Linked DNA regions of Homo sapiens: region 2 is linked to region 1. The links are chromatin contacts, found by Hi-C or POLR2A ChIA-PET in ENCODE. All regions are on one chromosome and are shown on one strand. The core of a region is the stretch at or near the end of the contact, and the rest is flanking DNA. Distances in the headings are between cores, read along the strand shown. Region 1 holds the start of SELL (selectin L). Region 2 overlaps PRRX1 (paired related homeobox 1).

Evidence for each region. Hi-C counts contacts between places; a loop is a spot of excess contacts on that map. ChIA-PET counts read pairs that join two places held with the same protein, here RNA polymerase II (POLR2A).
Region 2: a map of lower leg skin shows a loop between it and region 1 (16-fold over the local background). The contact joins the enhancer-like site here to the promoter of SELL in region 1. A Hi-C loop is called at or near these places in 1 of 168 maps with a recorded cell type or tissue (lower leg skin). POLR2A ChIA-PET finds 5 or more read pairs at or near these places in 1 of 52 experiments (RWPE1).

Annotation. Positions count from the first base shown.
Region 1 is chr1:169,709,543-169,713,122 of GRCh38, forward strand. SELL (selectin L) reads right to left here and starts at 2,078. Exons shown (of 9, transcript NM_000655.5): 1 at 1,954-2,078; 2 at 894-975. The coding sequence starts at 1,956.
Region 2 is chr1:170,728,439-170,731,698 of GRCh38, forward strand. The region is part of intron 3 of PRRX1 (paired related homeobox 1); the gene reads left to right. Among named protein-coding and RNA genes, the nearest start is that of PRRX1, 66 kb to the left of the region's middle. Within about 2 kb of position 1,418, at least 4 of the 41 ENCODE cell types and tissues checked have a DNase peak (open chromatin) inside an H3K27ac peak, as active enhancers do.

The sequences.
Region 1 (3,580 bases), core at 828-3,327:
ATAATTACACAATGACTTCATAATAATATATGGCATTCTAAGCATGGTATGATCTACATGAATCACTATTTAATACAGTAAAGAAACAGATATAATTGATGGTAAAGAGCATCATAAAATAAACATTTTGAACAGAGTTTTGAATGAGCATTCCACTAGAATGCAAGTTCTAAGAGGGAAAAAACTGTTGTGTCCACTGCTGTATCCTTAGTGCCTAGCATAAATTTCACACATTGTAGGGACTCAGAAAATACCTGTTGTATGAAAAGAGCACTAAGTTTCTATGTGACACAGTGCAGACATGGCATAAGGAATGTGTGAACGGGAGAGTTAGCATGTTTGCTTGGCTAGAGCTGAAAATCCAGGCTAGGGAGAAAGAAGACATTAGTTTACTTAGGAAATGAAAAACCAAGTTCAAAGCTATTGCTGGAGAGTCTTCAAGAATCAGATATAAAATTTGTCACAACAATGGGAGAAGGACCAAAAAATGATAAACCCCCGTCCCTTAATAAGCTCGTATTGTAATTGTAGAAATGACATTAATGTACACTGAACTATGAATAAAAAATAGAAAATGAGGTGCTAAATATTTGGTACAGATTGTAAGTACCTTAACAGAGATTTCTTAATTAACATTATTCCTTTATAATTGAGGGATTTTGTGGGGTTATTGGGATTTGAACTCTACAGCATGGGCTATTATAGGTTAAAAATAGTGTTCAGGAGTTTCTGGGGAAGAACTAAAGGTAAGAAGAAAAGAGATGTTTACAGAAGGGATAGAATTAACAGCTCTGTGAAATAATTTTCCCTTAGACTATGTATAACTAGTGGATATTTAAGAAAAATGAATATAAGTAAAATAGACTTAGCGATATATAAATATCATAACATACCACAACAGAGCATTGTCCACCCCCACAACTTGAAGATGTTCCATAAGTCCCTCTGGGTGCTCTGACATTTCCATGGAAATATCTGCAAATGAAATACAAAATTATATTTAGATGTATACTCTTAAACCACACATTTATAGCCTTTGAGGTGGTGCTTACAACTTTCTTAATAATCAGAATAAAACACATATGTCTACTAACCCTGTCTGAGGTAACAGGTTTCTCAGACATAGATGAAAAATTACTTCAAATTTACATCAGAACTGATGCACAGTTTTGTTTTGTTCTATTTTATTTTTACGCTTTAGTCTCAAGTTGCTAATCGGTACTGCCCTGAATTTTTTCTATGGTTTGGTAATTTTTATACCTGCTTTTCTGCTGAGCTATTAGATAAAACTATTTAATATTTACTATGTATATTTTTTAAAGTATTGTTGCTGCTTAATTAACTATTGATGCTTATATTTAATGTTATAGCCTCACTCTTGATCATAATGGGTCAATGCCTCAAATACCTAAAAAAAAAAAAAATTAGATAGCCAGACACCAGGAAAGAAAAGTATTTCTTTTTTTAATAAAAAGAAATACCTTTTTGAGCAACTGAAATGACAAAGTCACAAATTTCCTGCACACCTTAAAATATACTTAATGTAAATGACGAGTTAATGGGTGCAGCACACCAACATGGCACATGTATACATGTGTGACAAACCTGTATGTTGTGCACATGTACCCTAGAACTTAAAGTATAATTTTAAAAAAATTCTATCTTCCAAAGCATATCACTTCTCAGGTAGACACAGTGTTTATTGCAAAAGATCTGATTTCAATAGTATTTCTTCAAGAGTCTCCCCAGAGACAAAGTCAAGAAGAGGAAATCAGCATATCTGAGAAGAAAGATTTCAGGATCACTTTTTTTGAGGGTCTGAGAAAATGTTTAGTTTCTATATTATTTAAAACCAGAATTGAAATGGGGTGATTCCTATCCTTGCCACCTGCCTCTACAACCCCAAGAGTTTCTATCTGAGCATCTAAACGTCTTTTAGGCTGAAAGGCTCACCATGGCTTTGCTTGGTCCTTCTCTAGTTCTTCTGCAGCCCATTGAGCCTCTTGACTTAGCACAAGGGTCTCAGGTCCTTGCCCAAAGGGAGTGTGCTGTGCTGCAGGTAGACTGCACTGAATGTCAACAGAAAGCCTTGCTTTCTTTCATTTCTCTAACCCAGTCTCACATCCTCCTCCTCCTCCCCTTTTCCCTCCCCTTCCTCCTGCACTTCTCTTTCCTCTTTCCCCACCCCTTTCCTAGACTGGCCTCTATTGCCTCCCACTGAGACAAAAATGAACTGCTGATCAGAAAGTAATGTGACTAGATTCTCTCTTCCTTCCCTCCTTTCTATCCTTCCTTCCATTCTCCTATGCATCTTTCCTTACCCTCCTCCTCCTTCACTCATTGTTGTTGCTGTTCTTCTTCCTCTTCTTTTTCCTCCTGCTCCTCTTCTTCTACTTGTTCTTGTTCTTGTTTTTGTTTGGTTCTTGTTCTCCTCTTCCTCCTTCTCTCTCTCCTCCTCCTCCTTCTTTTCCACCACCCTCCCCTATCTTTTTCATAAATGCTAAACTAACTCTTGGCTACCTGTGGTAAATGGCCCTTGGAAATTGCAAATACTACAAATCAAAACTGCATTTCAGACATATTTATGATGTTTGCAAAACTTCAGTAGAGCTAAGCAGTGGACTTGACTCGTTTCGGTTCCTTCACCTCCGTCTTTCCTTGCTCACCACCTAGTGGACGTCCTTGTTAGTGGCACTTCCTGAAGTTAACCCCTGAAGAGAGCCCATGCTCTCTAGCTTTTCACCGTGTAGGTTTGGGAGCCTACAAGTACCTTTAATATTCTTGGACTATAAAATGAGATGGTTTTATAAGACTGCATGTGAAATTAGGACCCATATGATGAAGGACAATAAAAAGGAAGACCCACTGATGTGAGTCAATGAGTCAAATGCAAATCAGATTTGCATTTTTAGGAAAATAATAATAACAACAACAAAAACTCTGAAGCTCAGCGCCCCATATTTATTATATTGTTTAATCTTTATAACAGCTCTCTGCTATAGATATGATTATTATCCCCATTCTAAAGAGTCTCAAAGAGGTTAAGAAACAAATTCAAAAACTAGCGAAAGACAAGAAATAACTAAGATCAGAGCAGAACCATAGGAGGTAGAGACACGAAAAAGCCTTCAAAAAATCAATAAATCCAGGAGCTGCATTTTGAAAAGATTAACAAAATAGATGGACCACTAGCTAGACTAATAAGAAAGAAGAATCAATAGACACAATAAAAAATGGTAAAGGGGATATTACCACTGATCCCGTAGAAATACAAACTACCATCAGAGATTACTATAAACATCTTTACACAAATAAACTAGAAAATCTAGAAGAAATGGATAAATTCCTGGACACATACACCCTCCCAAGACTAAACCAGGAAGAAGTCAAATCCCTGAATAGACTAATAACAAGTTCTGAAATTAAGGCAGCAATTAATAGCCTACCAACTAAAAAAAGCCCAGGACCAGATGGATTCACAGCCAAATTCTACCAGAGGTACAAAGAGGTGCTGGTACCATTCCTTCTGAAACTATTCCAGAGAATAGAAAAAGAGGAACTCCTCCCTCACTCATTTTAT
Region 2 (3,260 bases), core at 168-2,667, 1.0 Mb after region 1:
TTTGTGATTAGAGTTCAATGTTTTATATAGATGTAGCTTTAGTGTATATATTATTTTGTATTCTGCTCTTTTCACTTAAAGTCATATGACCTAGTACATTTTACTCATTTCTTGGTATGCTTTTATATCATTTCTCTCTTAGAAATTGGATTTGTAAAAATTAATTTAGAAAATCATAAAATCTGTTCATATTCTGTATGAAGAATAAATTAATCTTCAGATATAAGCAGAAAAGTGATGTTAAAACAATAATTTAATCAATAATAATGTTTTTTGATCCAATGTTGACTGAAGTGTTTATATTTTGGTTGATTTCTAAAAGTAGCAAAAAGCTATTCTGTTATTTGGAGAATTTTCTGCTATGTTTAGAACCAAACTATGTTATGATTTCACACTTTGAAGCTTGATAGGAAATATTGTTAAGGAAATAAAAAAGAAAAACAAGTGATCCAAAGCAAAGGAAATGATAGACTTTTGTGTTATGAAAAATTAACTCACTGTTCTTGTTGGTACTATTATGTCAAGTTAGTTATCTCACATGTGACACTCATTAAAAGGCATTTCTCTTGGTTAATTCTTGGAACACTGTTGTGTGATAGCTCTGTCTTGCTGTGCTTCCAAAGAAGAGACTAAACACTTGCCCAAATTTAAGTCTTCAGCAAGGAGAATTAGAACTAATGCTTGTGTTCCCTGTTTTCATCCAACATGTTAAGCCACACGACTATATTTTCATTCAAATTAAACCTTGCATTGTATTGAAAGTAGTAAAAAAAGTATAAGATTGGAAAACTATCTAAAATCCCCTTTTTATGCAAGAGATATCTCAGATCAGTGAGGCATGCCTGCAGCTGAAGTCCACACTCTGTGGGGACCTCATCCCATTGGACTGATAGACGTGGCTTGGTCATACAAGCCAGAGACAGTGAGCGACAGTTTTGCCAGAAAGGATATTTTGCTGACTTCCACAGTTATCCCCTGAAAAAAGAAAGGAGAAAACCAAGGCATAAAAGCAGTTATTTGCATATGGTCAGAATTTTGGGTTGGAAAATAGCCAACATACTTTTTTCTGGGTGTCTTTTACATCCAGAGTCATGGATGTGTAATTTATTGTTCAAACTGGGACATTTTTTAGAGTGAAAGGGGAGCATTATTAATAATTATACTAGGACAACAGGTATAAGCCAGGATTGTCCCTAGCAAACTGGGACATATAGTCTGCTCTAATTATAGCTTGTCATGACCTCACTCATTCCCTTGAGCATGTTAGAGGTGATGACATTAGGCAGGCAACTGAGTCACCAGAGGGACAAAGCATTCCCTATCACGGACACTGTTGTCCTGGCAGGTGCCTTCTTTACATCCGTGGCCAGTTAAAGGAAGCTTGTTTTTGGCACACACACCCATTGCTTAACTCAGAACTATTTTTCTTAGGCAACTTGTAAGAGTGAAAGCACACACAAGCACCAGAATTATTCAGACTCACTAATCTTGCAGTGCTTTGCTTCGTGCTTCGTGGGTAGCAGTGATCAACCAAGTCCTGAACTTTTGACTGTTATTTGAGATGAAGTAGCCAAGAAACATTTTCTCAGAGACATCCTTTCCTAGGTGAAGTGGATAGTGAATGGCCTGGTTTTGCATTATTTACCTGAAGTGCCATTTCCAGAGGGAGGGCTGGGCTTAAAAGAAAGCTAGTGATGAGTGAAAGAGAGGTCAGCTATCCTTGTCCACAGCTTCCCTCCCCATCCTTCTCCTCCCCTCATTTGATCGTGGTCATGGTGCTGCCTGACATCTGCTGAACGCATTTGGCTTATTTCTCCCTTTCACACTTTCAAAAATAGATCCTCGTCCCTCCCAAGATGTTGTTTACACGAGGGGCTTCATAACGGATTCTAACGGAAGACACTGAAAAGGTAACTTGTCAGAGGGGGAAGAGGGTGGCTGCTTGGGGTAGGGTTTAAGTGGGAATTCAGAGTGTTTAAGAAAGTGGGGGTTGCAGTTCTAGAAATTTCAGCAGTGAAGTCCTCAAGTGAGGAATATTATTGGTAACCAGAGCTGCAAGAAAGCATGTCCACTAAATGAAGCATAGTGTGATACTAATCTAGAGCAGGGCTCTTCAGAGATTGCTGTGCACAGGAAACATCTGGGATCGCGTGACTGTGCAAACTCTGATTCACTAATTCCAGGTTGGAGCTTGGATTGTGTATCTCTAACTTGCTTCTAGGTGATGCTGATGCTGTTGACACTTGGTACACATTTTGAATAGCGAGACTTTGTAGGTTACAGGACGGGGTTCGGAAGAACTACGTTCTTGTCCTGGCTTCTGCTGCTCCTCAGGCCAGTCAGATCATTGCTCTCTTATGCAGCTTTGTATCTAACATGAAGCTAGCAATAATCTCCCTATTGCTTATTTCACAGGGGTGTTTGGAACCTATCGATAAGCAGTGTGCGCTTCAAAAAAAGTCTTGCAACAATAGAAAGATACAAGAGGCTTTATATATAAAAGTATTTCTAAAATGAAAAGTTAAACATAGCAGAAAGATCACTGAACATACAGTACAAACGGAAAGCTTACCAATGAAATGTGCAAGTGTGTTCACTTTAAGAGATAAATATACGTATTAGAAAATCAACTTCTGAATTTCAAAACAGAAGTTAGAAATAGAAGTTAGTTATTTAAATCACAAAAGATCCCTTTCCAAAGAATTTACCAGATCTCTTTTTAAAAGTAAATTTCCCTAGGAAAACTGGTATTACATTTTATCAGGTGAAGCAAGTATGCCTCCGTTGTTCTTGCACTGACAAAAGAACAAACCCGAGACTTTCTGCAACTTCTATGCATCACAGTCTTGAACACCGTAACCCCTACAGTCTTTGAAAAAATCCTGAGCTGGTGAAACCCAAGGATTTCAGGAAAACTCATAGACTTCTCGGCTGACAGATTTGTCTTTAGGGTGAAATTGTAAACATCTTGTCATCATTTGTTCAAAGGGCCAAATAGAAAACAAAGAGTTGAAAATAGAGTCAGGTATTATTTTTTTCCCAAGCTATCAATTGTTTTGTGATTTGTGGGACTTAACACTATAGGTGTTTAGAAAGCAGAGGGGCAGTTGTCCATACGTTTCCTGGCTTTAAAATCGTAGTACGAATAGTATTTTCCATACTTCCTCAATGTTTGACAATCATTTTAACACATTTTTTTTTCCTCACAACTTTCAGGGTAGGTTGAAATGATAAAAAATGATTTGTCCCAGTGAAAACAG